7 separate regions of the Mus musculus genome follow, and regions 1, 2, 3, 4, 5 and 6 are each linked to region 7. The links are chromatin loops, found by intact Hi-C in ENCODE. Cell type or tissue: left cerebral cortex. All regions are shown on one strand. Links, peaks and the distances in the headings refer to the core of each region. The heading gives the core; the rest is flanking DNA.

The links. Peaks named below come from ENCODE experiments on the same cell type or tissue, not always from the same donor. Only the 100,000 strongest peaks of a DNase experiment are listed, where the experiment ranks them.
Region 1: a loop joins it to region 7, with 2.6 times the contacts of the local background. A loop is called at or near these places in 12 of 42 quality-filtered maps.
Region 2: it touches region 7 in a loop (5-fold over the local background); 2 of 42 quality-filtered maps call a loop at or near these places.
Region 3: it touches region 7 in a loop (6-fold over the local background); 15 of 42 quality-filtered maps call a loop at or near these places.
Region 4: it touches region 7 in a loop (2.1-fold over the local background); 7 of 42 quality-filtered maps call a loop at or near these places.
Region 5: it touches region 7 in a loop (4-fold over the local background); 4 of 42 quality-filtered maps call a loop at or near these places.
Region 6: it touches region 7 in a loop (10-fold over the local background); 4 of 42 quality-filtered maps call a loop at or near these places.

What each region holds. Positions count from the first base shown.
Region 1 is chr13:76,096,305-76,100,763 of GRCm38, reverse strand. It overlaps Arsk (arylsulfatase K), which reads left to right and starts at 2,104. Exons shown (of 8, transcript NM_029847.4): 1 at 2,104-2,390. The coding sequence starts at 2,256. It overlaps Ttc37 (tetratricopeptide repeat domain 37), which reads right to left and starts at 2,030. Exons shown (of 44, transcript NM_001081352.2): 1 at 1,935-2,030; 2 at 1,324-1,393. In left cerebral cortex, for the core only: no CTCF peak of the experiment used is centred there; a DNase peak (open chromatin) is centred at 2,059; H3K4me3 peaks cover 1,939 bases; H3K27ac peaks cover 960 bases.
Region 2 is chr13:75,889,669-75,894,127 of GRCm38, reverse strand. Rhobtb3 (Rho-related BTB domain containing 3) reads left to right here. Exons shown (of 12, transcript NM_028493.2): 8 at 1,102-1,222. Among named protein-coding and RNA genes, the nearest start is that of Gm24163, 13 kb to the left of the region's middle. In left cerebral cortex, for the core only: no CTCF peak of the experiment used is centred there; DNase peaks (open chromatin) are centred at 1,612 and 2,067; H3K27ac peaks cover 1,727 bases.
Region 3 is chr13:75,939,941-75,944,399 of GRCm38, reverse strand. It overlaps Rhobtb3 (Rho-related BTB domain containing 3), which reads left to right and starts at 576. Exons shown (of 12, transcript NM_028493.2): 1 at 576-869; 2 at 968-1,193. The coding sequence starts at 868. In left cerebral cortex, for the core only: CTCF peaks have their summits at 1,524 and 2,302; DNase peaks (open chromatin) are centred at 914, 1,064, 2,783, 3,306 and 1 more place; H3K4me3 peaks cover 2,369 bases; H3K27ac peaks cover 1,396 bases.
Region 4 is chr13:75,705,469-75,709,864 of GRCm38, reverse strand. Ell2 (elongation factor for RNA polymerase II 2) reads right to left here and starts at 2,381. Exons shown (of 12, transcript NM_138953.2): 1 at 2,068-2,381. The coding sequence starts at 2,214. It overlaps 1700037F03Rik (a long non-coding RNA gene), which reads left to right and starts at 2,708. Exons shown (of 3, transcript XR_873683.1): 1 at 2,708-2,786. In left cerebral cortex, for the core only: CTCF peaks have their summits at 764, 1,856 (motif pointing right) and 2,468 (motif pointing right); DNase peaks (open chromatin) are centred at 634, 1,443, 1,475 and 2,441; H3K4me3 peaks cover 2,845 bases; H3K27ac peaks cover 2,414 bases.
Region 5 is chr13:74,637,243-74,641,701 of GRCm38, reverse strand. It overlaps Erap1 (endoplasmic reticulum aminopeptidase 1), which reads right to left and starts at 1,849. Exons shown (of 19, transcript NM_030711.5): 1 at 1,809-1,849. In left cerebral cortex, for the core only: CTCF peaks have their summits at 823 (motif pointing left) and 2,635 (motif pointing left); DNase peaks (open chromatin) are centred at 1,517, 1,828 and 2,597; H3K4me3 peaks cover 1,623 bases; H3K27ac peaks cover 799 bases.
Region 6 is chr13:75,837,092-75,841,550 of GRCm38, reverse strand. It overlaps Glrx (glutaredoxin), which reads right to left and starts at 1,665. Exons shown (of 3, transcript NM_053108.4): 1 at 1,376-1,665. The coding sequence starts at 1,582. It overlaps Gm41005 (a long non-coding RNA gene), which reads left to right and starts at 483. Exons shown (of 2, transcript XR_873685.2): 1 at 483-784. In left cerebral cortex, for the core only: no CTCF peak of the experiment used is centred there; DNase peaks (open chromatin) are centred at 714, 1,214 and 1,665; H3K4me3 peaks cover 1,894 bases; H3K27ac peaks cover 1,728 bases.
Region 7 is chr13:76,016,313-76,020,771 of GRCm38, reverse strand. Rfesd (Rieske (Fe-S) domain containing) reads left to right here and starts at 2,210. Exons shown (of 4, transcript NM_178916.5): 1 at 2,210-3,251. It also overlaps the pseudogene Gm4165. In left cerebral cortex, for the core only: a CTCF peak has its summit at 2,035; DNase peaks (open chromatin) are centred at 1,526 and 2,110; H3K4me3 peaks cover 2,240 bases; H3K27ac peaks cover 1,996 bases.

The DNA of each region.
Region 1 (4,459 bases), core at 267-4,266, 80 kb before region 7:
AGCAGGCATGGGACAGACCCAGGTCTTTGGCACATATGAAGCAGTTGTACAGCTTGGTCTTCATGTGGGACTCCTAACCGTAAAGGCTGTCTCTGACTCTGTGGCCTGTCTGTGGATCCCTTTCCCCTAACTGAGCTGCTTCATCTAGCCTCAATGGAAGAAGATGGACCTAGTCCTGTGGCAATTTTATATACCAGGGCCTGTTGATAGCCATAGGAGGCTTCCTCTTTTCTGATGATAAAGGGAGGGATGGGAAGAGGGGAGAGGAGGAAAGAGGAGGAGACTGAGAGGAGGAAAAGGAAGCTGCAGTGGCTATGTACAGGAAAATAATTAGTTAATTAAATTTAAAAGGTTAAGATTCCAGGAGAAAACAAAAAGAAGTGAAGCAACCTGCAGTAAAGCAATAACTAGCTGAAGACTAGTTAGCAGGACTGAGAAGACTACTATTGGAGAAGAAACAGGAAGGCAGGCTTTTATCAGTGTAATATCAAAGCACAATGAATTAATGAGTAGCTAAAAGCAGAAGACTGTCTTCAGCTCTAAATCAGAACTTTTAATACTTAAACCTCCACGAGTATAGAACGAGCTGCTCAGTGGAAGTTTTCCCACCAGGGAAGGTGAAGTATGGGCTGGACAAGCTAGCAGGGAGGACCTTTATATGCCCCACTTCGTGTCTGATGAAAAGTACTAGAAACCTCTTAGGTTCTAGCAGCCCTTTGAAACTGCGTCCCTAAAATACCTATTCCACCAACCTGCTACAGCGCCTGCTCTCACTGACACCGCAATTACAGAAAGAAGAAAAGGATGTGCTCTGTCCTCAGAACAAGGGCCTGCAGAAACAGAGCCTTCAAGGATCATCTGTGTTCAACGAATCATTACTATGCAAAAAAAAAAAAAAAAAAAGAATACCAAATGTAATTTTTATAAAACTAAGCACCAGTTGATATTGTTTCTGTAAAGTATGTCCTACATTCCAAATTTACTCAACACAATTCTGGGGAGTGTGCCCTGTTTAGGAGGTAATCTACTTAGATAAGCTATTGAAAAGTTATTTAACCTCTCTGTTTTCGCATCTGTAAAGTAGTCTAAGTGAAGATTAAGGAGTACATTCCACGTAAAGCATGCTACACAGTAAATATACAGTAAAGCTTAACAGACACTAAACACATACCGCTCTGTATTAGATGTGTAAGGTGTTTTATTACAATTAATCTGTACACAAGGCTGCCAGATATGAGAGTTGAGATTTTAAATAAATAGCATTACTCCTCCTTTTCCTGCCAGAAAATCAACACAAGTGGTGTAATGTACAATTATATATACCTGAAACTTATCAGTGAATAATTTGACTTGAAAATAGAAACGTGCTTCTTCCAGAATTCTCCAAAGGAATCTAGCAATCAAAAAAAGGAACAGCTGATTATTCTATACCCAACAATGTTACTCCGAGCATACATCAATTAACCGCACACTTCACACAGTCCACATCTGTACCTTTTAGAACCGGTCCCTATTGCTACTCCAAAGACAAAGAACAGCCAAGCTGTTCCGTATCTGGAACCTGAAACTTATTAGGCCCGCTCTTCAACCCACATGAGCATAATCCTTACAGGTCGGCAAACGGAGGAAATACGATGAGGGGGGCTTCCTGACTAGGGTTCCGGAACGCAGCAGAAATCCACACCACTACCCAGACCACACACGAGGTGACCTAGCCTAAAGTCCCATATAGGCACAACCCAATCCAATTCAAGTGACAGAATCACTGCCACCTCATCACCGCCAAGTTCACTTTGTCAGCGAACATTCAGCCCCGCACAAAAGGAAGACAGCCCGTAACATCACGCTCATGCTCAGTATTTTCTCCCCCTAAATACCACTTCTACTGCCTTTAGATTTCAACTTCTGCCAAAACCGAAGCGATCAGAACCCACCTGGGCATGTGGGACTGCCACAAAGTACAAGTCTGAACAACGCATGCGCGCTTCCCCAGACATCGCTTGAGTGAGAGGAACTGGCAGAGCTATCATTAGCTCGAAATTTGATTAAAACGGTCTTCACATGGGCTGAGCGCGATTGGTTTTTGCGCATGCGCCTGCCCTTGGCCTGATGGGAGGTGTAGTTTCTAGGTGCCGCTCATATTTACTTCTGTATTTGTAAGCCAAACTTCTAGTCTTGTCCCTAGAGTCCGGCCCCTGCTCATGACTGGAGAGCAGGCTACAGGAGACCCGCTCAGCAGCCGCTTCTGAACGGCCATGCCCGCGATGCTGTTGCTGTTGGTGTCGGTGGTCGCAGCGTTAGCACTCGCAGCACCGGCCCCCAGAACACAGAAGAAAAGGATGCAAGTGAACCAGGCGCCCAACGTGGTGCTGGTCGCCAGTGACTCCTTCGTAAGTACCCAAAGGACGGGGAGCAGACACCGCCCAGAGCCTGTGGAGAAACATCACAGGGAACAGGACCCTGGGGTTGAGAGGTCCCGCATGCGCACACCTGCAAGCACGCATGTGCATACTAATAAAGTAGTAGAAAGAAGCCAGTCTCTAACTCCTGGGCTTTGCTCCTTGAACTTTATTCACTAGACCAGCAATTCTCAACCTGTGGCTCTCGATCCCTTGGGAGAGGTCGAGTCACCTTTTGCAGAAGTCACCTAAGACCATCGGAAATATCAGATATTTACATTACAACTCATACCTAACAAAATTACAGTTATGAAGTGACAACAAAAATAATCGTATGGTTGGGAGAGTCACCATAATATGAGGAACTGTATTAAACTGTTGCAGCATAGAAAGGCTGAGAACCACTAATCTAGACATTCTATACTTGTGTTAGCACTGATTTAAAGAAGTTATTTGTGTATGCATCACCTTAAATTTGATTTAAATTCATATGGAAAGTGAAAGGACCTCGAATTGGGAAGGGGAAAAAAACATGAAAAAGAAGACTGATTTAAAAAAAAAAAAAAAAAGCTTTTAATTTCAAAACTAATGGTAAAGCTACAATAGCCACAATAGTACTTTACATGCAGAACAATAAATATTCAGACCAGTAGAGTAGAATTAAGAGTCCAGAAATAGTCTTATAAACAAGTAGTGCTGGAAAAGTAAATATATACATGGAAAGGAACAAAATTGGGTCCTGCCTTCCACCATGTGTAAAAACAAAAGTTAGTCAATGATTTAAATGTAAAAGCTAAGGCTATAAAACTCCTTCAAGACAATGGAAGTGTAAATTGTCATAATCTTGGTTTAGGCAATTTAAAATGAGCCAAGGATTTGAAAAGACATTCCTACACAGAATATACACAGATAGCCAATAAGCCCATCATAAGAAGCTTAGATTCATTAATCATTAGGGAAATGTAGCTCAAACCAATTGATCCCCATAAGGATAGCCAGAATCAAAAGGCATAAAAATAGGAGGAAGTCATGTGAGATGATATGGGAAGAGCCAAGGGTGGGGAGGAGGGAATGTGGAGGTAAATATGATCAGAGTATGAAACTGTTGTGCTTGGCCTGTTGTTTTTTACAGTTAATATGTCAGTTCTTTAGTACACACACACACACACACACACACACACACCATAAACAATAACCAGAGTTAATGAGAATATGGAGGAATTAGAAACCTCATACACGGCTGTTGAGATGCTTTGTAAAGTGGTGTGGCCACCTTGGAAAACCATTTGACAGTTTTTACAGTGACTAACTATAGAGTTACTATGCAATGCAGCAATTCTATTCCTAGATATGTATGCTTGTGTTTGTGTCCAAGAGAAATGAAAACATAGTCTGCACCAAAGCTTCTACATGACAGGATTATTCTAGAAGATGAGAAGTTAAAACAACCTAGATAGCCATGTACTGGTAAGTGTATAGATGGAATTTGGTAGTATTATTCAGCAACCAGAAAAGAAATCCAAAACTCATGCTTGTTACAGTGTGACTGGACCTAGAAAACTATGTCCTCAAAATAAATGATGACAGACTATATTTTATATGAATCCATTTATACGAAATGTCCAAAGAAAGCAGCTATGTAGAGACAGACAGCATGTTCGTAATTGCCTCAGTTTTAAATGAGCCCAGGGTGAAGGCTAAGGGTGCTCCTGGGAATAATATAAATGTTCTAAATGACTTTCTGGATACACTAAAAACCTTTGAGTTGCACGTTTTAAATGTGTAAGTTGTATATAAATTATATCTGGATAAAAAGCACTTCTGCCTGGACCTTAAAGGACAAGGGCACCCCCTACAACCCTGCTTCCACACACACTGCACCTCCCCACTGTTGCAGCCACACTGGTTTCAGAAGTAAATAGCGGGACAGGAATATATACTGTGGAATCTCCCATAATATAACTTGACGTGGTAGATAAGTAAGATAAGGCACACAATATGCTAAGGCCTTGCCATAGCAGATAAGTCATTTTTTTACTACTTAACAGGATAATGCTTTT
Region 2 (4,459 bases), core at 297-4,296, 130 kb after region 7:
ATTCTAAATGCCCGTTGCCCCAATGGGTGCTGTGGTGCAGGGTTGAGACCTAACAATGGAGGACCAAGTCACTTGTTTCCCTCCTACCATGCTTGTGGAGTTCATGCTGGAGTGGGCTTTCCTTTTCCTTTTCAAGAGAAGAGTATCCCTTTCTTCCTTCACAGAAAATTGGAAACGTCCCTTCAAAGTCGATTAGCCCCGGTAGACAACTAGGCACCACTAGCTCTGATGGCCAGAGTCTGGCGTGTGACTTCTTGAGGGCGGAGGTTCCGCGTTTCCCCAGCTGACTGAGCATGGGCGTTCCCATGGGGATGAGATTCAGAAATCCAGCCAAGGATCTGATGAAGTCATCAATACTAAGGAAAATAATTTCAATAAGAGCCAGAACTAAATGGTTCCAAATGAGGGATTGCGGCCATACAATTTATGGTTGCAGCCATAATTTGGACAACTCTACTTGAAAATGTTAGTACTTGGCTTATTTCATTGTAAAGAAAAACCAGAGACAAGGATGGAGGCAGGTGAAGGGAGCTGCCCTCGGGCTTTTCGGATAGGGATGGGGTCTGCATAGACCTCAGCAACAAACAAGGAACCAAAGCTGAGGTAGACCAAGGCACTGTCGGGGGAGGCCAGCAACTGGGCAGGGACAGAACTGTCTGGAGCTGTAGATCAAATAGTCTTAGTCAGTCTCTCTCTCTCTCTTTCTCTCTCTCTCTCTGTCTGTCTCTCTCTCTCAAAACACACACACAATAAGCATTAGAAAATTGTATTCAAATTGAAATTCACCACTCTGAGATTTTGATTAATGTTCGTTCTTTAGGAGAAAGCCCTGCTAGGCCGTACAAGAGCATGTGCAGTAAGAACACACATATGCCTCCCCTGCTGTGTGAATGGGTCTCAGAAACCCAGGATCTAGAGGTTCCCCGGTCACCACTAAGTGAGTAGCCTTGTGCTACACACAGGCAGCAGATGAAGTGCTCCTGGGAATGTCCCCCTCGGTGATGTGATTAGAGGTGCCATCATGAAGCAATTGTGACTTCCGTGTTTGTTATCAAAGCAAACTGAACAGACTTCCTCTTTTTGCTGTGCTTTTCCTGATAGATTAATTGCCTGAGGAACTGCAAGACCTACCAAGCCAGGAAGCCTCTGTGGTTTTATAATACGTCTCTCAAGTTTTTCCTTAATAAACCGATGCTTGCCGATGTTGTCTTTGAAATACAAGGTATGGCTCAGCTGTGACAGAGGTCACTCTGCATTTTTATTTCTTACTTGCTCCCCTCCCCCTCGAGTTCTAGTTCAGCTTTAAATACATAAAGTAATACTAGCTGGTTTGAGAGAAAATCACTTTATAAACTAAGGAAAGGAATTTCCATTTCCCTCATCCATAGCCTCATCTGGGATGGGGGTGGGGGATGATCTTTAATGTGTCATCTCTGTTTTCATTTCTGTGTTTCTTAAGATCCTGTTTTTAATTCATCTGAAGCCAGCTCTTTTAAAAGCTCATTATCTCTTACTTGATTTACTCAATTTTTTTTAAAAAACTGTCCGATCTACATCAAGCATCCACAGTTATTGCTAAATGTGTCACTGGCAGCACTGTGAGAATTGCTATCACCGGAGCAACGGCAAACTGTCTCTTATCTCTGTGGGAAATAATGCTGCCTAACTTTAATAAAGATGAGCTGTCTTTGAAGCCCATTACTGATTACTTGTATGGATAATTCTGCCACACTACTAGATTAAATGCATAATCTTAAAGATGAATTGTCAGATACCTTCAATTACATAAGGATAAAAGGAGTGGTTTGCAAATAAATGAAGTAGAACTTTAGGTGGGCCATTTTAAAGAGGGAGATGTAATTCTAATTTTGGGGTGGAAATGTATGGCAGCTGGAATAGCATTTGCTTTTCAGTACCTTCCCCCAGCAATATTAACTGCTTTTAACTTTGTCAAGAAAACTAGAGAACTGAACTTTTATAAAAAGCTCTGTTGGCAGCATCATAGGCAGTGTGAGCCTGGGACTCTGAAAGTGGGACAGTAAGAGAGACCTTGAGATATATTTAAAATGTGGCGGGGGAGGATACATGAAGAAGCCATAGACTATCTATAGCTCTCTCTCATTGGGTTAAAAGACCAGCAACTGACTAACCAGCCACTGGCCGTGGTATATGTGGGTTTATTAACTGCCGAAATAAAAAAAAGAATAGTCCAAAGTGTCTGTCTGAAGCCAGCTAATAAAACTCGTTTGCAGGTGGAGAAAGTGTCCTTAGAGGCCCAGCAAGTGGCAATCCCAGAACTAGCTCCTACAGGAATACTGTTGATGAAGGCATTTGTGGAAGCCCCTGAGTGTTCTGTAGAATAGAGAAACACCAGTGTGGATGGCTAAGCAGCTTCACATTCCAACAGAAAACACCACATCCATTGTTAAAAAGAAACTTACCCCATAAATTGGAAAGATTTGTATCTTTATCGAATTAATCATCTCAAGTCTGTTTTGAAAGAATTTCTGTGTTCTGCAGATAACTGATGGCGCTGGAGCTGGCACTGTGCTCTTTGCCAAATGACTTCCCGTGGGTCACGGAGAGGTCTGTGCTTTACCCACATCCATGATACCAGCTGATTAGTCACATACTGAACCGACTCTGAAAGACCCCCAAGAGTTCTGGGGCCTCACAACACCTTAGAGTAGGCTTTTCATGAGGGATAAATGTGGTGGGAGGGAAATCTGAAGTGTATGTGGTGAACATACATGTGTTGTTCATCCATCGAGGCTGAGAGGTATGTTCTGAAGACTGTCTTCCAAGACCTGTGGGTTAAGCAAGTTGGCATCCTTGTGGGACTCCTGGATGGTGCTTGCCTAATAGTTGTATGGCCAGGGCTAGCCAGTTTCTTACCACTTTCACAGTATTTGATACATATAATATACAGTCAGACCAGAATTTTTTTTTAATTTTAAACAGAGTATCTGGCTATACTGGAGCTCACTGTGTGGTCAAGCCTGGTCTTGAACTCAAAGAGTTCTGCCTGCTTCTGCCTCCCAAGTGCTGAAAGATATGCACCATTATACCAGGATGTAGAATTCATTTCTTTCTTTTCTTTCTTTTTTTTTTTCTTTTTTTTTTTTTTTTTGGTAATGGCTTTATTCTTTGTTTGAAATTTCTTTTTTCAATTTTTTATTAGATATTTTCTTCATTTACGTTTCAGATGCTATCCCAAAAGTTCACTATACACTCCCCCGGCCCTGCTCCCCTACCCACTCACTCCCACTTCTTGGCTCTGGCGTTCCCCTGCACTGGGGCATATAAAGTTTGCAAGACCAAGGGGTCTTGATTCCCAATGATGGCCAATTAGGCATCTTCTGCTACATGTGCAGCTAGAGACACGAGCTCTGGGGGTACTGGTTAGTTCATATTGTTGTTCCACCTATAGAGTTGCAGACCCCTTCAGCTTCTTCGGTACTTTCTCTAGCTCCTCCATTGGGGGCCTGGTGTTCCATCCAATAGATGACTGTGAGCATCCACTTATGTATTTGCCAGGCACTAGCATAGCCTCACCAGAGACAGCTATATCAGGGTCCTTTCAGCAAAATCTTGCTGGCATGTGCAATAGTGTCTGCGTTTGGTGGGCGATTATAGGATGGATCTCCGGGTGAGGTAGTCACTGGATGGTCCATCCTTTCGTCTTAGCTCCAAACTTTGTGTCTGTAACTCCTTCCATGGGTATTTTGTTTCCTATTCTAAGGAGGAATGAAGTATCCACACGTTGGTCTTCCTTCTTGATTTTCTTGTGTTTTGCAAATTTTATCTTGGGTATTCTAAGTTTCTGGGCAAATATCCACTTATCAGTGAGTGCCTATCAAGTGACTTCTTTGGTGATTGGGTTACCTCACTCAGGATGATATCCTCCAGATACATACATTTGTCCAAGAATTTCATAAATTCATTCTTTTTAATAGCTGAGTAGTACTCCATTGTGTAAATGTACCACATTTTCTGTATCTATTCCTCTGTTGTGTGACATCTGGATTCTTTCCAGCTTTTGGATATTATAAATAAGGCTGCTATGAACATAGGGGAGCATGTGTCCTTATTACCAGTTGGAACATCTTCAGGGTATATACCCAGAAGAGGTATTGCTGGATCTTCTGGGGGTACTATGTCCAATTTTCTGAGAAACTGCCAGACTGATTTCCAGAGTGGTTGTATAAGCTTGCAATCCCACCAGCAATAAAATAGTGTTCCTCTTTCTCCATATCCTTGACAGCATCTGCTGTCACCTGAATTTTTGATCTTATCTATTCTGACTGGTGTGAGGTGGAATCTCAGGGTTGTTTTGATTTTCATTTCTCTGATGATTAAGGATGTTGAAAATTTTTTCAAGTGCTTCTCAGCTCTTTGGTATTTCTCAGTTGAGAATTCTTTCTTTAGTTCTGTACCCCATTTTTAATGGGGTTATTTC
Region 3 (4,459 bases), core at 145-4,144, 76 kb after region 7:
GTGAGCTATTATTAAATAATGTAACTGGAATGTGTACTGAAAAAAATCCAAGTAAACTGCTACAACTTTCTTTTTTTTTTTTTTCTTTTTTTTTTAAACCACACACATTAAAAATCCCAACACTTCAAATTCCACAATCTTGGTTAAAATATGCCAAATATAGCTTGCAATAGTAAATGACCTTTCCAAAGTGGCACCCGCAAATTAATTGGTGCGTGAACAAAGAACCTTTTCTGCAGCTGCATGAATGTTGCCTTTTTTTTTTTTCCTTCTTCACAAGTACGATTTTACAAAACAGCCAAAGCGCATGTTGTAAATTGACAAAACGATAACACACTTTCTGCGAAGGCTGGGGTGGGTACGGGACCGCGGGGTGGGCAGGGGGCTGCCTCCTGGCTGGGCTCTCTTCTGGTCCCCGGCGGGGGCCAGGCCGCCCCTCCCCCGCTCCCGGCTCAGGTTTCAGCCTTCCGAGTTGAGGAAACTTGCTGCAGGCGGATTGGCGGCGAGCTGCTCCCGGGCTCCGGCGTCGTCCCCGCGCCCACCGCTCCTTTGTGTCCCGCGGCCTCGGCCAGCAGCCAGCTCCCCCGCGCGCCGGACTCTCGGGGCGACACGTGCGGGCCTCCGGCCCCGCCGAGCGGAGGCGGAGCCCGGGCGGAGGCGCGGCGGCCAGGAGCGGCGACCAGGGACCGCAGCGCTGCCAGCGCCCGGCCGGCCGCTCACTCCCGGCCCGCTCCTCTGCGTCGGTAGCGCCGCGTCGTAGGAGCGGGAGGGCCGCGGCCGGGGATGAGCTGACTGCAGTGAGAGCGTCGCCCGGGCCCCCGCCAGGCCGCCCGCTGCCATCTCCGCGCCGCCCTGCCAGCCGCGATCATGTACGTACGCGTCGCCGTTCTGCCACGGTCTGGGTCCGGGACGTGCCACGCGCCCTGGCTGTACCCACCCGCTCACCGCGCCCCTCTCGGCCCCGCAGGTCCATCCACATCGTGGCGTTGGGGAACGAGGGCGACACGTTCCACCAGGACAACCGGCCGTCGGGGCTCATCCGCACATACCTGGGAAGAAGCCCGCTGGTGTCGGGGGACGAGAGTAGCTTGTTGCTGAACGCGGCCAGCACGGTCGCGCGCCCGGTGTTCACTGAGTACCAGGCCAGTGCGTTCGGGAACGTCAAGCTGGTGGTGCACGACTGTCCCGTCTGGGTAAGGGGCAGTGGCTGCGCGGTGCCCAGGAGGAAGGAGCTTGCCTTTTTGGATCCCTCCTCCCCTTGTTTCTTAATTTCCTGATTGCCTGGAGAGTTTTTTTAGTTTGTTTTTGTGTTTTTACATTTTTTGGCAAATCCCATCCTTTGTTACAATTTGGAGGTGGTGGGGGCAGCCCAGTCACGTCTGTAAGGTAAAATGGCCCCAGGGCAATATAGAGCCGTTACTGTGTTTCAAGACTTGTTCTTTAGTGGATGGACAGCTGACAGTTGAATGTGCCAACCCCAAACAGGGTCGCGAAGTTCCACTGGCCAAGAGTCATGTTTTCATGTCCACCTCGTGGAGGATAGGGAGATGTGTTCTATAAATACTGCCCTTTACAGCTCAACGTAGGCAAAAATACTCTAGACAGGGACAGGTCAAAAATAGTATGGGAACAAGGGAAAAAAGAATGGGATTTGAGAACTAATTTTAAATGGCTTATTTGTTGATTATTAACCTCTGAAAAGACTAGTTTTTAATAGTGCTAATGCTCATATATTAGCCTTTTGTTTTAGTGGTTAATAAATTGGAAATACCACTAAGAACTTAAATAAATCTTCATGTTTATGATAGTTGAATAAAATAAGTCTTAGCTTGTCTCTTGAGTAGCTTGACTCTGAAGTGTTTGATAAAAGGACAAAGAAGACAGCTCCCTGACTTACAAATATCTTCATAACACAGTAGCACTATGTATTTCAAGTGTCTTCATTTAATTTTAAATCTGTGATTTCTTGCTGATATTGTAGTTATATATTTTTCAGCTAAAGATTACTATATATACATAATATATAAATGTTTAAACTTTTGGGTCTTAAAAAAGGTACAAATTATGTGAGATTTTTACATTAAAAAGACAGTTTTTTTTTTAAGAAAACTACCAGAGCTAAGGAGAACTAGCATACTTTTGAATAGAAATGTGTAAAAAGTAAAGAGAAAATTTTCTTGAGCATATTTTCCTATTATGGAAAGAAAGCACTCTTTAACTGGAAACTCATATCAGTGTGCTGAAATAAATGAAAGGATGCTACCTAACCTTCAAGTATGACAGTGATGACAGTATCAAAAGATGCCACTAGGGAGGACTGGTAGGCACAGTTACTTTGAGCCCTTTTATTATGAAAGATTTTGTAGCCTAAAAGTATTACTTATTCAGTATACTGTTGAATAAATGTGCAATGAATCAATGGAGTAGACACAGAAAACATAAGAGAAGATGAATTAGGATGTTGGGATTTGCTTTTTGTTTTGTTTTGTTTTAATTTGAGAGTTAACCCTTTCCTGCCTGTGTCCATTTAGCCAAGAGCCAGCCATTTTATAAGAATAAAATAGATAACACAAAATCTTCAAAATGGGTGAAAAATAAGCTTTGTGGTCTTGACTCTTGTCACATCTTGACTGTCATGGTTTATAAAGGGAATTCCAATTGTGTGTGCTCACAGTCTGTGACGACACATTCGTCACTGGGTACAACTTCCCAGATTGGATGAGCCCTCAAGCGCAGTGAATTAAATAGGCAGTTATTCACTCTGAGCTTCTGGGTCTTCCTCTTGAATGCAAGTAAATTCTGCCAGAAATATGAAGGTTGGTGATGCCTGTCAGCTGGGACTGGCATATGTACTGAGTCGGAATATCAAACAGCGCTTTGGACAACAAAAGGAACAGCTTTCACACCCCATGCTCTCACTATATGTGGTTTTGGTAAATTGCTCACCCCCCTCTCAGGCTTATTTTCCCTATCTATCCTAGAGCTGTGCTGAAGGGTAAAGTCCCAAGTATGGTGGCTCTAGGTGCTCCAAAAGCGATAGCTGCCATAATAAAGTGCATATTACAGCTTTAGTGCAGTCATATAGTACTTACACTAAGCATGGGAGAGTTTCTCATGTCAGTCAAGATTTACACCAGTGCAGGACCTGCACACACTCATCAAACAGAATGAATCAAGTTCTTGTTTCCCTGTAGGAACTTAGATTTTGTGTTTTAAAAGATAAGCTTGACTCTCCAGTGTGGGCCCCCTCAAGTTTGTTGTGTAACATCCCAGGGAAATCCTGGAACTGATTTACAAGGGCTGGGACACATGGATTTCCTCATATTTCTAGAAACCAGTGGATCATTTTCTCTGTGATGTAGCCTAAAAGGAAGGCGTTGCTGCTGCCATGGGGTTGGAAGGATCTGGGAGAGCTTCCCTTTTTTCTAGTTACTTTCTGTAGCTGGCTGGCCCTACTCTGGCTGCTTGCCATCTATCTTGACACTTTTAAAAGAAATCTGTTTCAAATTCACTAGATAAAGTTCATGGCTTATATTCTCCTACCTCTCTCCTTTGTAGTCATATTATTATTTAATTTCATATTTCTAGATTTTTGTTTTCCTCTCTGTAAAAATTATGTTCTAATGCAATGAGGTTAGCTGGACCTCCTGGCTCCTGCCTATAATCCCAGCTCTTGGGAGGCAGAGGAAAGAGAGTTATCAGTTTGGGCCAGCCTGGGCTACATTAGACAGTCTCAAAGAATTGAGAAATGAATGAATGGATAAAAAAATGAATAAACCATGATGTTTATTACTATTTTCTTATACAGGGCTTGAAGCTCTAGATTGTGTTACAACTAAGTGTTTGCAGTTGTCTTAGCCTCAATACCACAGAGTAAATTGCTACTACTTAAGCCCCCTTTCCCCATGTTTTCTCTTAATGCCCCCCCCCCTACCCCCACATAATTCTCTGATAACTCTGGATTCCTAACTACTGGAATGTGAAAACCACTTTCTACCTTGTTTTCTAGGTGTTCAATGGCTGTTGGGTTTGAATCCCAGGTCTCTGATGTTTTCTTGTTATTACTGTTACCCTTCAGCTTCCTTACTGTGTTTCACTTGCATATTCTGAATGTGAATATTTACAGATATGCTTAGACCTGTGAGAGTTTGCATTTTGTTGACTTGGGAGTTAGGTGTTCTCATCTTTTTGAGCTATATCGGTGTGGCCACTTCTCCCCGTGCCCGTTGCCCCTTATACCCTAATACTATATCCTGAATTGTCCTCAGTCAGACCCTGATAGCTCTGTTTGCCTTCCTATTTCTGTTCTTTTGTGTTCTCTTAGTGTTGTTGATAATTTGTCCCTATTTAAAAATTCTGCAATGCAACTCTCGTTCTCAATAGACTTCCTAAGGAGGTTAGGTATGGAGATGGGACAAGAACCTCTCTCTGTAAACAGGCATTTCTGTCATAGGCTAAA
Region 4 (4,396 bases), core at 1-4,000, 310 kb after region 7:
CCCCGAACCCTCAGAGTTAACTTTCTACACCACTCTAACTCAGCCTCAGCCTTTCCATATCCCCAGGTCTGTTCTGTTGTCTTTTAATTGGGGGCTTGGCTCCTCTTCTTCCTCTCCTTATGTCCCCTTACCTCACTTCTTCCCACTGTCATTGCTTCCTATGCCCCTGGAACCCACAACCTTATCTCTCCATCTTGCAGGGCTGAGTTTCTCTGTCAGCCTTGGCCCCCCTGCCTTCCTGCCTGGCTTTCCCCAGATGGGCCTCCCACTTCATGCTGGTACTGGCCTCTTTCTTGCTTGTGAACCTGTCTGGAGAGTAGCTACTAGCACATTCAGTTTTGCTATTTGGATCTTTGTGTCTTTATTGGTGGCTCTACACTGCTCTCCAAGCCTTATTTGAGGTCTTCTCCCTGGGTGGAAGGTCTGTTTCTCCATATACTTGCACTCCTCCCTGTTGGCTTCCCCTTAATCTCCACAAAACGTGTCATTACTTTCCACCATATGCTTCTCTGTGCATAACACGTGCCCAATCAATTCTTTGGGAGCCTCTGAGAGCATATGATCTGGATCTTTCCTTTTCTGTCAGGTGAACTCATATACTCCCAAGATGTACACAACTGTTTATGTTCTCTCTGTGTGTGCATGTGTGTGGGAGCTTCTGGAAGCTCTGCTGGCCCAGGTTTCTGCTTCTCACGATGGCTCTGCCTAAGACTATTTTTCTCTGTATGCATTTAAAGTGCCTGGCACTAGTAGGAGCTCAACAGATGTTAGTTCTTTTTCCACTTTTATCTAAGTATGTGAGGTCCGAGTCCCTCTGTGCCTGTTTTATGAGACATATTGGAATATATTCTTTAGTAGGCACTGAACTTCTTGTTAGAAAATCCTGTGGGGTGTAGCTGTTTGTTTCTTTTCTCTGAACAAAATGCCCCTGGCTCTTCCATATGGTATAGTCTTTCCCTTCGACAACATGTCCACTTTCGTCTCCCTACTCCCCCACCCCCTTTTACATGCCCATAATCGGCTTCCTTATACCCCCATCTGGTTAAATTGTCATTACGGTGCCTTTCTGTGCGAAAGTTCCTGGGTTTGGACTCCAGCTACAGGGTATGTGCCTTGGAGCCTCTTCCTCTAGTGGAGTCAAGCGCTCAGAGTATGGGATGAGGCGGAGACCACAGGTTTCTCTCTCTGGGGCCCAGGAAAAGAGCAGAATCTCATCCAGTCAGCCGTCTGTCTCCCCACAACCTTCGGGCTCGCTCCTCGCCAACAGACAGCGAGCCAGCACAGGACGCGGAGCGCCTTTCGGCTACGCGGAGCTTCTGAGAATTCCTTTCCCCAGACCCGGCCGTCTTGTTTCAGGCTCTAGTTGATTTTGAGTCTTCTGGTGTCTCTCCCGGAGATGAGGTGTCGGTTTGCGGCCACTCGGTATGCGGTGTGTCTCCGGGAACCCAACCCACAGAGCTGGAGTCCCCGAGTCCCCGAGAGTGCAAGGTGTGTCCCCCTCCCCCTCCTCGCAGCGCCAGTGTCCCGGCCTTCCCGAGTACACCATGTACACTCTCGCCTGCAATAGGGGTGCCAGTGTCTCCGAGTCCCTGAGAGTACTAGTTATGTCTTCACCCCCACGGAGTGCCGCTGCCCCTCGCTCAGCGACTCAGCCATCCCTCCGCGTTTCCCAGAAAACTCTGACCGCTCGCGGCCTCCGACCCTCGCTTCTTTACTGGTAGCTCCGTGCGCCCCCTCCGAGGGTAAGGCGATCGCCACACTTCTCTCCCAAAGGACCCGGTTCCTCCTCCGGACCAAACAAGCCAGAAACCCCGCGGGCGGCTGTCGGAAAGTCCCGCAGCGGCCGCGCAGCCCCGGCCAGGCCGACCCCGCCACAAGGGGCCGCCCGCCCGCGCCCTCGATCCAGAGGCCCCGGACCGCGGCGTCGGCGCCCGCGGCTGGCCTCGTTCCCTTCGGCGGGTGCGGAGGCAGCAGCGGGAGCCAGCGCCCCACCGGCGCGGCGCCAGGCGCCCGGCAGAAAGATCAGTGGCCGCCGCCTCCCCGAGCGCTGCCCGGCCGGCCGCTCACCTTGTGGCTCTGGTAAGTCTCCAGCGCCCGGATCGCCGTCTCGGTGAGCTTCACATGCAGCACGGTGATGTTGTCCTGCCCCAGCCGCCCGCACGCCAGCCCGTACCGCTGCTCCTCCCGCAGTCCCGCAGCCCCCCCCGCCGCCATCTTAAACTCCCCGGGGTGCCACCGCGGACGCCGCTCGGGCTCCAGCCTCCACTGCGGCCGCGGCTGCTCGGGCTCCTGCAGCCGCCGCCACAGCTACGGCCATCCCGCTGCTGACGTACTGTCATATACTGCGCGCAGCTAGACCTCGGGCTTCCACAGCTGCGGGCCGCCCCACCCTCGAGCCCGCACCCCGCCCTGGACTCTGTTCATTGGTCTGAATCCCCACAGAGCCTCCCTCATTGGCTGCTCTTCACCTCAAGGGGGCGGGGCCCAAAGTCGCAGGAGTTTTGCTCTCAGGACGGGACGTCCGACAGAGGAGAGGTTGACGTCGGGGTGACGCGTCGAGTTAATCTTATCTGACGTCATGTCTCGTCTTGGCTCTCCTGCGGCGATTGGCTGGACCGATTTGGGGCAGAACCCTGCTAATTGGGTGTCAAGGTTACCAAGTGAGCCTAAGTCGGAGCCCCGCCCCTTGAGAGGTAATAGTGGACCGAACACATAGGTCAACCTGTTCTTGCGGTACGAAGTGAAGATCCCCATTCGGTAGGGGTGAAGGCAGGACAGATGACCAAGTACGGATTTTGTTTCCTGACAGCTGCACAAGCTTTGGGTCTTGATATGCTCTGTGGTGCAGACACCGTAGGCTGTCTCAAGAGAGCTTTTCCTTAAAAGGAAGTTCAGTACTGGGGTGGCACAAAGGTTTATTTATTTGTTTGTTTGTTTGTTTGTTTGTTTATTTTTAATTCCAGACTTGAAATTACCAAGTCAGCTGTAGTCTTCAGTAGTTGTGTGAGACTGTGTGGAAAACTTAAGCACAAAATTATACCAGTGCATTAAATGTGTTTTGAGTGGTGGTCATGATACAATAAATAGAGTTGGACCTTAGAGTCTTTCAAAATCAACTCATACATGTATGTGACTTCAAAGGAATAGAATATGCACTGGAGCTCATCATATGATCAGGGTTATGCCTTTTTATGGGTCATGGGGAAACCATACTGTTCGGGGTTTCTTCTTTCAAAGGCCCTTGAAGAGTATAACTGACCTTGAGGTAGGTAAAAAGAAACAATGATACCACCCATTCTCTGAGTCTTCTTTGAGATCTGTGTCTTTCATTGGTTTTATTTAGGCTAGGAGGTCTTACTGAGTTTAAATGGAGGAGGTAGAGGCCAAAGTGTAAGGAGGCTTGGCTTAGTTTCCACTTCAGTTTACACTGTGTGTGGGCATGGCTAAAGGAGGGTGCCTACAGCAATCCTCTTTAAGCTGTGTGCGGATAGACTAGATAGGTTTCCCCTGAGAAGGTCAATTAATTGGCTGATCAGAAACACAAGACAAAAAGCAAACAATTGCCAAGTTGAGGCTGGGAGATTGACTGTGGAAGGTAGGTTCTAGGCCCGCCTGGGCTTCAAACCAAGCCCTGTCTCAGAAAACAAGAGCAAAAACTAAACAAACAAACAAACAAGTGAAAGATTTAAAAGCAGGGATAGGCACTCTGTACAAATATCCCTTTTTGGCCGGGCGTGGTGGCACATGCCTTTAATCCCAGCACTCGGGAGGCAGAGGCAGGCAGATTTCTGAGTTCAAGGCCAGCCTAGTCTACAAAGTGAGTTCCAGGACAGCCAGAGCTATACAGAGAAACCCTGTCTCGAAAAACCAAAAAAAAAAAAAAAAAAGAAGATATCCCTTTTTGTTTTAAAAATCGAGACATTCATTATTGTAAAGCCCTACCATCGTCTTTCTGGATTTTTTTTTTTTTTATAGATATTTACATGGTATTTTTCTAGCTTTTAAATACAATTTGGGCTATAATTGCCTTTAATTCTATATTCACCCCACACCTTAGTAAATCCCCCCTTTTCCAGACCCTCAAGCATTCTATGAATGCTTGCTATGAAAGTCTCAGAAGGAATTCTTTCTGTAGTGTGGTTATTAAATAAAAGTCTGAGTATCAAGTCTAGTTTCATCAGATCACTTTGTAGCTTGTCCTGATTTCAGCCCACTGGTATGAGTTCTGTTAACCCATGGTTTCCACCTATTACTTTAGTGTTCGTATAGTGCCAGTTCACTTAAATTCATTGAATAAGGAAATTAAGGCAATAACAAGGGGGTGAATTAAGAAATGTACTTTTACAGGGCAAAATAAAAGCTTCATGTTTCATAAAACATGAAATATACCTGACTC
Region 5 (4,459 bases), core at 343-4,342, 1.4 Mb after region 7:
TTTCCCATATAAAAACTGCTTCTGGGGACTGTCTGAAGTCACAGTTCTGGATCCTGACTCCTCACTGAATCCTTTAGTAAAATCAGTCTTGGAGTGTTCGTTCAATAAACCAACCATACCTGAATGGAACTGGTGTCTCAGTGGTACCTGGAACACAATAACTTGAAAAGGAAGAAAGAATTGTGGGTTCATTTATTAACATGTAAAACTTTGATGTCTGAAAGAAGACTCCCAAATAAAATTTCTAGGAGGACTCTTAGCACAGATATAATAATGTCATACCACTCCAGGCTTTGTTTTAAGTTTAAGAACGTTGTAAAATACTTTCCTTTTTCATGTGATGAAACTGAAGTTATCCTCTGTTAAGTTAGGCTCTATCACCTAACTTAGCTCAAGCCAGAGAGTCTGCTGCCATTTTAGAAATCTTATTTAAGCTGTATGTGGAGATTCTGACTCCTCATGGTCCTCAGGGAAGTTAAAGGTAATTGTTTGGATGATTTCCCACTTGTATTAGGACTGAATGTAAAACAATCTCAGCAACACATAAGCTTTCAAACAGCCCCCAGGATAATCCAACTTCTGTTAACATGCACTGAAAATGGCTCGTCACTTCTAACAAAGTATTTCAATGCAGAATTAAAACTATGTAAATATACTAGAATTTTCCTCTTGGGGCCACCTTAAAAAGCTGCTGATTCAAGGTACATTTCCAAATCTGATCAGGAAAGGGGTGGAGGGGGCTGGTGAGATGGCTCAGTGGGTAAGAGCACCAGACTGCTCTTCTGAAGGTCCGGAGTTCAAATCCCAGCAACCACATGGTGGCTCACAACCATCCGTAACAAGATCTGATGCCCTCTTCTGGTGTGTCTGAAGACAGCTACAGTGTACTTACATATAATAAATAAATCTAAAAAAAAAAAAAAAAAAAAAAAAAAAAAAACCTATGGCAGGAAAGGGGTGGAGGTGGGAGCTTTGACAACTGTGGCCAATTTTAAAAAGGTTTTAAATTATTGACCATATATGGAGCTGACAGGAATTCTGGCTTTCTAAAGAAAACACAGTTTGTCTTTCCAAACCCGGGTTACCCAAAGAACCATCAATAAAAGTTTAAACAAAGTGTGTTCTCTTGGTCCTTCCCTTCCTCTTAGGAAATTAACCATTCTAGCAACATAACAGAAAAGGCACTCATTTTGCTCAAACAAGTTCAAATAAAGCTTTCTCTATAATGGCCTCATGTAGCCTTGGGGGGCGGGATCCAGATAGTGATCAGGAGCGGGAGGGGGAGGGAGAGGGGAGCGGGAGAGGGAGGGGGAGAGGGACCGAGTTGGGAGTGGGGCCCGGTTTGCAGGGAGTACAGGCGGAAGAGAGGGAGCCTTCCGGACACTCTGTGCCCTCCCCAGCGCTTCTTCGCTTTCTCTGGGAATACTCTCAAGGTGTTCTCCACAGGCCGCTCCCTAGGTCCGCCCAGTCCTCCCTGGTCGCCATTAGGCTTTAGTGGGATGGACCGCTGGCCAGTCTCCAGCAGCTAGGCGGCTCGTGGTCAGCTCCTGCCAGTGACTCACTCGAGCCAGCGAGTACGCCGGCCCGGCAGCCTCGGCTTTCTCCGGGCCGGGCCGGCCAGCAGCGCCCTGCCGGGGCTTCACGCTCCTCGGCGTGCTCAGACTCCTGCTCCCGATCCTCCGCGCCCGTCCTGCGCACTTGAGCCCGGGCCTCCACCGGGGTCGGTTAGCCAGAGCCCACCCTCAGCTGCCCACAGCCCTGTACCGTGCGGGCCCAGTCCTCCACCGGGCCAGGCCGAGACTCCTCACCTTCATCACAGCCGCCAGTCTGGCCGCCCGGGACCGAAAGTGAAAGTGAAGGTGGACCGGCAGGGCACGTGGGGCTGAGGGTGAAGTGAACCTGCTAAGGCGCTAAAAGAGAGCAAGCCTAAGGGATCTAGCCAGGGCTTCGGGAACTCAAAGTTAGGGACCCTGATAGGGAATGCATTCTCCAGGACTGGCAGAGCACCAGGCAGGGAGGCGCACCCATCAAAACGTGGACTTTTTTCTCCTCCACATCTCGTGGTGTATTTGTTTTGTTTGCTAACTTCACTAACGGAAGAAATGCAGCAATGTGCAAAGGTAGTGCTCAAAATGGCATTGGCCTGCCAACTTGGAAGGACACCTATTGGATGCAGATGTTTTCATCTGAGAGCCCTGCCCCACCCCCAAAAGATTCAACCTGGGAAGTCAAATTCTGAGTGCTCTGGGGATTTTCTGTTCAGTGTAGGTACCTTATATGCTGGGGGGGGGGGGGGGGAGATTAGAGGTGGCCCCCAGAACTTCCCTACCCCTAATAAGGAAAAGACACTACACTACAGAGGATTGCTATTTATTTATTTATTTTTGGTTTTTCAACACAGGATTTCTCTGTGCAGCCCTAGCTGTCTTGAAACAGCCCTAGCTGTAGATCAGTCTGACCTCGTACTTGCCGATCCGCCTGGAGAGCCGGGATCAAAGGCGTGTGCTACCGCTGCCAGGCAAGGTTAGATGGCTTAGTGGTTAAGAACCCGCTGCTCTTTCAGAGTTCATTTGTTCAATTCCCAAGAAACTATAGGGTGGCTCACGACCATCTAGAAAGGAATCTGATGCCCTCTTCTGGCAGGTAGGTGAACATGCAGCACTCCTACATTTAAATAAATAAATTTAAAGCCAGTTTTACACAGAAGTAATCAAACACACATTCTAGTTCCTGTCCAAATATTATCCTGGCTGTTCCCCAGTTTGCTTAGGCCTAGTTCTCAGTGTCCTGCCCTTTGAGAACTTGGCATCCAAGCCTCTGAGCATTATTTCTCAACACTGTTTTCAATGCTTGTTTTTGCAAAAACTATGTACCACCAGGGACATTTTTTTTTCTTACAAAGGAAAACATTTAATTGGGGGCTGGGTTACAGTTTCAGAGGTTTAGTCCATTATCAGCATGGTGAGAAGTATGGAATGGTGCAGGCAGACTTGTGCTGGAGGAACCAAGCGTTATATTTGATCCGAATGTAGCCAGAAGAATACTCAGATTCTACACTGTTCAGAGCTTGAGCATTGGTTAGCTCAAAGCCCAACTCCACAGTGATGGACTTCCTCTAACAAGGCCACACCTCTTCATAGTGCCACTCCCTATGGGCCAAGCATAGAAACACATCAGTCTATGAGGGCTAAACTTATTCAAACTAGCACATTTATGCACAACATAAACTAGGCCTGATTAAGGTGGATAATATAATATCCTTTCTCCCACCCCAAGAGATAAAGCATCATATATAGTCCAGCCTGGACTGAATTCATGGGCTACCTACTTCAGCCTTCAGAGTAGTTGGTACTGTGGTATATACCAACCACTACATCCTGAAATCTTTGTGTCCTTGTGGCCTACCAACAACTAAACTACTAAAATACATAGTGCATCTATGGAACAGTACTAAAAATAAAACCCAGCTCCCTGTAATTTTCAGTCACCTTTTAAGAAACTGAGCCAAGCAATCCTAAAAATCGCATTCTTAGCAGCTACTTGTGGCATATGTCTTTTGGGTAGCATATGCCTCTAATCTCAGCCTGGAGGGGAGGAAAACCACCATGAATTCTAGTCTCAAAACAAAACAAAATACTTGAGCAGCAATAAAGCTCTGAGCTTGAATAACATCAGCTGATGGTATGTGGTAGACAACAGGTCCTTACTAGTCCTTTAATGTGATTTGCTGCACATCCCTGTGATGATGGCTGGTAGGGGAGGGCCTAGAAGATCAGCCAAATTCCAAAAGGGGCTAAATCTTAAAGAAGATGCAAATGGGAACTACAGAAATAGCTCAGAGATTAAGAGTACTGACTGCGTCTCTAAAGGACTCCAGTTCAACTCTTAGCATCCACATGGCAGCTCACAGGGAGACTCAAAAAAAAAACTGTGGCCAGGAGGTGTTGGTGCACACCTTTAATCCCAGCACTTGGGAGGCAGAGGCAGGTAGATCTCTGAGTTTGAGACCAGCCTGGTCTGTAGAGCCAGCGAGTTCTAGGACTGCCAAGGCTACACACAGAGAATCCCTGCCTCAAAAGACCAAAAACAACAACAACAACAACTGATTTGACTGTGCGATGGTGGCTCATGCCTTTAATGCTAGCACACAACAAGCAGAGAAAAGCAAGTCTCCATGAGTCCCAAACCAGCCTGGTCTACATAGAGAGTGTTCCAGGATAGCCTAGGCTACATACTATTCAGCCCCACAATATTTCTAATTATTTACTTCTTTAATGTTTATGCAGCTGAGACTGAACCTGGAATCTTGTGTGTGCTAAGCCCACACTTTACTACTTCCTACATTGCAGCTGTCCATCATTTATATCAGTGCCTGAGACTCCCAATTTGGGGGTCCTCTACAAACATCTGTAGATACGGCAAGTAGTTCCATTTCTAGATATAAAACAAAGACCTAGAT
Region 6 (4,459 bases), core at 109-4,108, 180 kb after region 7:
TGGGGCTGGGGTTTTCACCTGGACCTGGCCTGCAAACCCCGGGCTTTCCATTTAAGAAGATGACAGGAGATTCTAGTTAAGAAGGGAGATGGCTCGGCTAGTAACTCATCAGTAAGTGCTTATGCATGAGAGTGAGGACCTTAGTTTGATCCCCCAGAATCCACAGAAAAAAGTTGGGTGCAAATCACAAGCTGGGGAGATCTAGATAGGAAGATCCCAGGGGCGTTCTGGCTGCTAGCTAGTCCAGTCCATCCCAGCCTGTGAACTCCAGATTCAGTGAAGGACGGTGTCTCACCAAAGTAAGGCTGAGAGTGATTAAATAAGTCATCCAACATTAACCACTGGGCTGTTGTGTAAACAAGGGTACACAGACACACACACCATACATTTTATGGACTTGGGCATCCATGGACATCTGTATTTTTTCAGCTTCCCAATGAAGCCTCACTGAGGAAGTTTCTTTCCTCTGCTTTTCACTGTCACGCGTCACTTTAGTTGGTATTGGAGGCAGGTGGCCAAGGTTCTTGGCTTGTTGGGGCTGCCTCGGCTTTGTCCCCAACACTCCAGTTAACTGTACAACAAGCTCACTTTCCAGCACTGGAGTCTGTTGAGCTGGGCATTCCAGCAGCAGCCCAGGCACAAAGAAAGCCTTTTCTGAGGAGGAAGGTGTTCTTAGAGAGCTGCATATGGATTTGTGGAACAGGACTTTGAAGCGCTCCCTCTAATCTTGCAGCCTGCGTCACTGAGGATGGATCTCCAAGGCAAGAATCCATCAGATCATACAGTAAGTTATCATGATAACCAGACCTGAAAATATCCTACAATTAAGGCAGCACAGGCAAAAATGGAGTCCAGGATTTACTTTTCTAGTGGGTGGGGCTAGGTAAGAATGGACAAACTAGGTGATAAAGAAAGAAAGCCTAGTGCAAAGAAAAGGAAGGGCCGCAGACCCCACTACATGCTAACAGGGGGAAGAGAGTGCCTATGGCCCCCATCCATAACATAAAAGCTAGAGATCACATCCAGCCTCGAAGCTGCCTCCTGCCTTGCCAGAAGAACACTGCCAGTTCAAAATAGTGCTTAAAACAAAGCCTTCAGATAAACACTTAACTGCCGCCAGCCCAGCTGTCAGGCCCACTATCCACACACCAACCAGCGTTCTGCCTTCTGGTCCTCCCAGGCAGTCCTGCTGCCCACTCATTTGAGCAGTGTCTTCCCTTGAGTCCCTCCCCCACACCCTGCAAAGTCCTCTGGCTGCTTTGAAGGACAGAGCCCAGGCAACGGCATCCTAGAAAAGGCACAGCTAGCTGTCTACAAAGCTCTGGAAAGGAAACAGCAACACCCCAGCGCTTCCTTAGCATTTAAACACACTCACTGTTCTCGCTCCGGTGAGCTGTTGTAAATAATCTTGAATCGCACTGGTGTTGTTAGTGGCTGTGATGTCCACAAACTCCAGAAGACCTTGTTTGAAAGGCAGTTGACTGAGGATTTCTTGGGTCTTTCTGCAGTAGGGGCAGGTGGGCTTGATGAACACGACCACCTTCCCAGACTGGATCTTGCAGTTCACAAACTCCTGAGCCATGCTGACAGGCTGCAGCTTCTCCAGGGAGGAACGTGCAGTTGAAAGTAATGGTCCGGTAATGCAGCGGCGCTTAGCCAGCAGCTCTCATTTAATAAGGAACCTCCTTGGAGGAGGAGTTACCAAGTAGGATGCTTCAGTTTTAAAGGGCCAGCCCCAAAGTCAGTTCATTTTGGTATGAGTCAGTACTTCCTAGGCCTACCATTGCACACTGGCTGTGTAAGCTATAACAGGCTGTCTTGTGTCCTCCCCAAGAACAGAACTAAGTCACCCTCTAGGGTAGCAGAGACAGCGCAGACCAGTTTCTGGGTAGGAGGCCCCAGGTCCTCTTAGAACAAATTCTCTCTCTCTCTTCTTTTGGAAACACGGTTGTTTTGAAAAATAAAAACACAACCATTCAGGAAAGCTTTGGCTCTTCATAGGATGTGGGGACTGCATAGTGATTGGGCCTTGTGGGTTGCACCGGCATGCTTTCTTTGCCCTGTAAGGTGGGTACTTGTGTGATTAGTGGACTTGGTTCTTGACATGTAAAAATGTGCTTGTCTGTACTTTCTCTCTGTCTTTAAAAAGTGGGGTGCCATGCTCTGAGTTCATGGTGAACAATGAGCCCTTTTCAGTGGGGTAGATTTGTGACTGAACTTTGCCACGGGGCCTACCTGTGAAGCTAAGCTTTTTAATAGGTCTCTCTTACTCCAAAAGCCTTAGGGCTGGTGACCTTTGAATAGCAGTTCAGTAAGAAACAAATTCTCCCATAACCCCTGACCTGAGATTCCAGACAGAATGTGGATCTTTTCCTGTCTGACTTGTTTTGACAGTGAGCTGAGGTGCTTTGGGAGGTGGTGCTGAGGTAGATAAGCAAGTCGAAGAGAAAACTCCTGTCAGACTGAAGCACCTTTCCAAGCAAGCAACCAGCTCCACAGTAGAACCAGAGTATCTTACAGGAGGTCAGACTACAGTCATGTCCTGGTGACGGCTCTGGTGCACATTGTGACCAAAGAGAAGTAAACTGACTTCTGGGGGCTGCTTTCTTTGTCACTCTCACTGTTACCCACATCAAATGGCAAAATAACAGTCAGATGGTAATAGTCAGGGCCACAGAAGAAGCGGAGAGAGAGTTCTGCCAACGGAGAAGCGGCCTGGCTGCATGGCTGAGGTGGCTGGCCCATGGCAGGGTTGTAGACCTCTCAGCCCATAGCTTCCCACAATTCTGAACAAGTTTAGGGCTAGAGTCTTAACTTTCTGGCAACCTTCTGATGCCAGCTGTTTCAAGGACCTCTTGAGGGTTCTTGCTGTTCACATGACCCTGGGGAATAAGCACCCAGCTCAGGCTGTTCCTTTAGAGTCTTTCTCTCCTTCTCATTTGTCTGGTCTTTCCCTTCCTCCTTTTCCTAACAATCTGACTCTCTCATCTATCTCAAAGATCATTTTGAGAACCACCATGATCTTCGGTCTCTTGCATTCTGCCCTGTCTCAATATTTGCCACTCCTGTTTTCCTTACCTCCTCTTTGTTGCAATCTGACCTCCTTATCTCTCTCTGCCTGTTGAAATGCCTCAGTTACTTAAGCATCCTAGAACCAGTGTGAATTTATCATGTGCAGAAATGTGGGGACCTCCCAAGAGACCTGTATAGAGTCACGTGGGGCTTGGAGTCTCACTTTATGCCTAACTCCAAACTCCAGACAGATGAAGATCCTTGTCTGAGTATACTGTTTCTATAATTTTACAACATCTGATTTGCAGTCTACTATATTTACCTGAAATCTTATAAATGATAGTACCTGGATACAGGAGAACTCTATTGTCTGTCCTGCAGTTCAGATTAGTTGAGACTAATATCTGAGCCCTTATCTAATATTTAATAATATGTGGACCTCCCCTCCAAGTCTCAGGAAAGCATTGTCTGCTGAGAAGCCCTGCCTTCAGCCTCTCAGACTTAGTGTTCAAACTGCCCAGCTTTCTGCTCAGCCTCTAAGCGCAATCATCTGTCTTATGGCTAGGGCAGAAAGTTAAAGGCATCTTTACTGTCCTCTGCAGTACATGGAATAGCCAAGCTCTCCTAGTTTTGCCTCCTAGATCTGAACACAGACTACTCCAACTGAATGCTGCACTGTTCTTGGGGGCCCAGCCCTCCTGGTTCCTTACTTGGTGTCCTTACACCTTGCAGTCTGCTCTGTGGTACTGCTGGGCAGGCTTTAGACAAGCTAGCACTACCACTTGTGGGGCCTTGATAATACCACGCTCGTCCAGAAGACTCAGGTTTGATTTCCAGCATGCACAGTATGGCTCATCACAGTCTGTAACCTAGTTCTGTAGGATTGCACACTACTTCTGTCTTCCATGGGCACCAGGCATGCACATGATTTACAAACATACATGCAAGCAAAATACCCATATGCATAAGAATGAAAATATAAAAACAGTGACCTATGATGGTTAGGGCACAGTTTATCATGTGAGCTTAGCTGGGAGGCCCTCAGTCTAGTAGGAAAGAAGTGTCTACTCTGCAGTCCTTCTCATAGAGCTAATATAATATGGAGCTGTGTGACTCATCAGACTAACAGAAGGTAACAGCAAAGACAATGGTCCTTATGTGTCTACTCCTGAACTAATTCAATCAATACTTATTAATCAGTTACCCTGGGCCAGACACACAGGTCCTCATATACAATTCCATCCTTAGGAATTCATTAGAAAGTTGGGGATACTGTCAGGAGAATGGTGTGATGCCTTGTATATGCTGGGCTCAGGGAGTGGCATGATTAGAAGGTATGGCCCTCTTGGAGTAGGTGTGAGCTATCAGACCCTCACCCTAGCTGCCAGGAAGTCAGTCTTCTACTAGCAGCCTTCAGATAAAGATGTAGAACTCTCAGCTCAGCCTG
Region 7 (4,459 bases), core at 338-4,337:
GTCATAGCTGGTTAGAAGCCAGTCTTCTCCTGTCTACCTTTAGAAGAACATGTAAAACACTCAGCTCCTCCAGGCCCTTGCCTGCCTAGACACTGCCATGTTCCTGCCTTGATGATAATGGACTGAACCTCTGAACCTGTAAGCCAGCCGCAGTTAGGTGCTCTTTATAAGAGTTGTCTTGGTCATAGTGTCTGTTCACAACAGTAAACCCCTATCCAAGACAAACATTGTTCTATAAAATATCACTGGTTATCCTAAAACTATATAGTGAACAGAATAGTATGAAGGAAACTAACACTGAGCTATTATTCTGGACTTCTCTGTGTTTTACTTGTTGGGGCTCATTTTGTAAATATTTGGATAAGCCAGATATGATGGCACACACCTGTGAGTGCTGTGACTTGAGAAAACTTGGAGGGTGATTTGAGAGAATCATTTGAGCTCACAAGTCTGAGATCAACCTGGATAACACAGCAAAACTTTGTCTTGAAAGAAAAAAAATGTATGCAACACACCAGGATAAGTGAACAAGACCCCTGAGTCTCAGGTCCCCAGTCCTTTGGGGCACTGAAATCACTGTGTTAGTATGTTAAATACAGATTTCAACGTCCAATTTTGGATTCACAGTGTAATAATTTTGGAAGTTAGTGATCCTGTGAACATGATGAACATGCCTAGGGTCCACCAGATATTCTGTAAGAAATATGGAAAGGACCAACCCCACAAGGTGACACAGTACAAGAAGGACAAGGATTCTTTGTAAGCAGCGTTATGACAGGAAACAAAGTGACTATGGTGGACAAACTAAGCCTATTTTCCGCAAAAAGGCTTCTACAAAGAAGATTGTGCTGAGACTGGAGTGCATTGAGCCCAACTGCAGATCTAAGAGGATGCTGGCTATTAAGAGATGTGAGCATTTTGAATTGTGAGGCGACAAGAAGAGAAAGGGCCAAGTGATCCAGTTCTAAGCTGATTTTGTTATGAATAAAATCTTGACCTTTCACTCCCTCTGATTGCAGTTGGTCTTTCTGGGAGGGAAAAAATGAAAAGCTTTCAGAAATTAAAAAACAAAAATATATATTGAATCCTTTCTAAGATTTTTACTTCATTGATCTGGTATACTGGGCAAAGTTGCTTTGTTATTGTTTTTTGGTTTTGTTTGTTTTAATTCCTAGGCAGATCTAAAGCCTAGCCAAGATTATGAGCTATTGAATCAAAGGATCATTAATTTTAAAAAATCCTTATTATTCTGTGTGAGCAGGGACATGCATGCTACAGCATAGTTTGTTAAGTCAGTTCCTACATCATTAAATGAGCTCTGGGCTACAACTCAGGCTGTCCCGTTTACAAGCACCCTTACTCCATGAATCATCTTGCTGGCCTCTTTTTTCTTTTTTCTTTTTTTAAAGCAGGGTGTCTGTGCTGCCCAACACTTGGGTTCAAGTGATCAACTTCAGCCCGGGTTGTGGGCTCTATAAGAGCTTGCCACGTGCCAGTTTACAGAGAATGCTTGCAAACCAGTAAGACTCATTTAGCTTGCACCTCTGAGCATAAGTATGGGGAGTTCTTATTGTGTTGCTCTTAATGTAACACTGAAAGAGAAATTGAAAGTGAAAACACACCATCTCCCCTTAAATCTAGTAATTTTTAAAAGCTTTGGTATACACAAATACTTAACCTATTTGTATCTCAAGCAATGAGTTATTTGTGTTAAAGAGAGCATATTACACATGGGAGCCTGTATGGTGTAGTGTATGGAATTGGACCTTTGGGTATACAGTATATGGCTGTAAAGTTTTCCCATGTTCTAGGTATTATTTCGCTTAGGGATGAGATTGCTGAGTGCATTTAAAATTTGGATAAATTTAGAGTGAGTCCGATTATCGTTCTTTGAAAAAAGAAAAGAGAAAGAAAATGATGCACCTACTCATATCCCACAAGAGCTAGAAAAATTCCACAAACAGGACAGCAGCCTGATGGAGGGACGGGAGGGGAGCCAGTACTTCCTAGCACGTGACCCCTGCCCCGCCTCCTCACAAACTCGCGTCGCGCAGGCGCAGGACGCAGGGGCTGCGGGAGCTGGGTGTTGAGGGCGGGGCGAGGACCCCAGCACAGTAAGTTAGGTTCTCGCGGTGCGGGAATTGGGTGAGGGGAGCGGGGCGGAGATTTCTGGCACGCTGCTGCTTCCGGTCGGACACCGCCCGGGCCTGCACTTCCTGCGTCCGCTGGCAGCGGTTCCGAGTCCTCGGGTGTCTGAGCAGGGAGCGTTTGGACCCTCGTGGACTGGCATTGGCAAGAGCCTCAGTGAACTGTTCGCCTTGACAGTTGGGCCACAGCCGGGACCTGCAGCCATTTAAATAGGCTTTTCCGCACTTGTGCCATAAACTATGAAAGCGAATCCTTCTGACGTCCCACGCACCCCAAATATTCTCCTGGGATGGCCGTCGGGACGACTGCTGGTTGCCGTGCTGTCCCTAGCGCCGCTCAATCTAGCAGCTGCGGCCTGTCTTCTTAGCAAATAAAACTGGTTTGAGAACTGCTAAAGCCATGGGGGTGGCTACCAGCCTTGCTGCGCTTCCTGCGGTTGCACCCAGCTGTATAGAGTAGAGGTGCCTTAACGTGGTTGTCCTCTGCACACCCTATGATACAGGCCTCTTAGGAAGCAGTCCGGGATTCAGACGCTGGTGAAACGCCTTGTCATCTTTAATACCAGACATTGGCAGTAATTCGCTCAGCTGCACGGCTTCATTAAATTGGGCAAGTGTTTTACTTTAGATATTTGTGAAGACAATCTTGTACATTAGCATTCCTACATAAACATTCAGAACCATCTTTTCCGATACATGTGTGCACTGCGAATATAAAACTCTCTATACGTTTTTGCCGAACGGTTTTTGTGACTTTCAAGATGATTTTCTTTCAGGCCACATGTTTTTTGTTTTTTGTTTCTTTTCTTTTATAAATCGCTGGCTGCTAGTGACACGAAAGTTACACCAAGCAACATATGAGCTTACAGATATTTAATTTTGTGAGGAGTAATGAACATTTACACGCAAAGTGTCCAAGCGGTAGTGAAATGTAGCTAGTCAAATGTATTTATTATCATCAAACTGCTACTGACTAAAGCATTTCCCTTCCCTGAGCCTAAAAGCCAGGGTGTCACCCTGGAGATAAGCACTGTGATAATTTGTGGGCCAGGTCCCCACTCTAAGAGTCCCTGAGTCATTGCTCAAGAGGAGTGACACATGAGTGTGAGTACCTTTAATTTCATGTCTTTTGTCTTCAGTGACTTTATACTTGAATGAATTATCTACATTAGAAAGGTGTTTAAAACTGTCGGGGCCATCCACTTATCTAAAACAAATAGTTTTATATGGAATTCTCACTTTAAGAAATCTAATTTTAGGGATCTACGAACAACAAAACAGTTTTTATTTTTAAAGACAATGGTAGAACAGAACATTTTTTATTTTTATTTTTTTTTGTCAAAAACTGTATTAAAAATTATGTTCTCCAGCACTATAGCACTTTAAAAACAGTGATTTTGGAGGGAGAGCCAAGGCATTATTTTTTTCCTAGTAGGAAGACTACAGCAGCAGGATTCATAACTCAACGTGACGTTCATTAGCTTCCCTGGAAAGTATCAGTGCTGCTTCTCCTTCTCCTTCTTGTTCTTCAAGAGATTTCTTTTTTATTAGATATTTTCTTTATTTAAATTTCAAATGTTATCCCCTTTCGTGGTTTACCTTCTGAAAACCCCCTCCCACTGTTCACCAACCCACCTACTCTTGCTTCCCAGCCCCGGCATTCCCCTACACTGGGGCATCGAGCCTGCACAGGACTAAGGGCCTCTCCTCCCATTGATGTTCAACAAGGCCGTCCTCTGTTACTTATGCTGCTGGAGCCATGGGTTCCTCCATGTGTACTCTTTGGTTGGTGGTTTAGTCCCTGGGAGCTCTGGAGATACTGGTTGGTTCATATTGTTGTTTCTCCTATGGGGCTGCAAACCCCTTCAGCTCCTTGGGTCCTTTCTCTAGCTCCTCCATTGAGGACTCTGTGTTCAGTCCAATGGTTGGTTGAGAGCATCCACCTCTGTATTTGTCAGGCACTGGCAGAGCCTCTCAGGAGACAGCTATAGCAGGCTCCTGTCAACAAGCTCTTGTTGGCATCCACAATAGTGTCTGGGTTTGGTAACTGTATATGGATGGGATGGATCCCCAGGTGGGGCAGTCTCTGGATGGCCTTTCCTTCAGTCTCTGCTTCACACTTTGTCTCTGTATCTTGTCTCATGGGTATTTTGTTCCCCTTTCTAAGACAGACAGACGTACCCACATATTGGTTTTCCTTCTCTTTGAACTTAATGTAGTCTGTGAATTGTATCTTGGGTATTCCAAGCTTCTGGGGTAATATCCACTTATCAGTGAGTGCATACCATGTGTGTTCTTTTGTGATTGGGTTA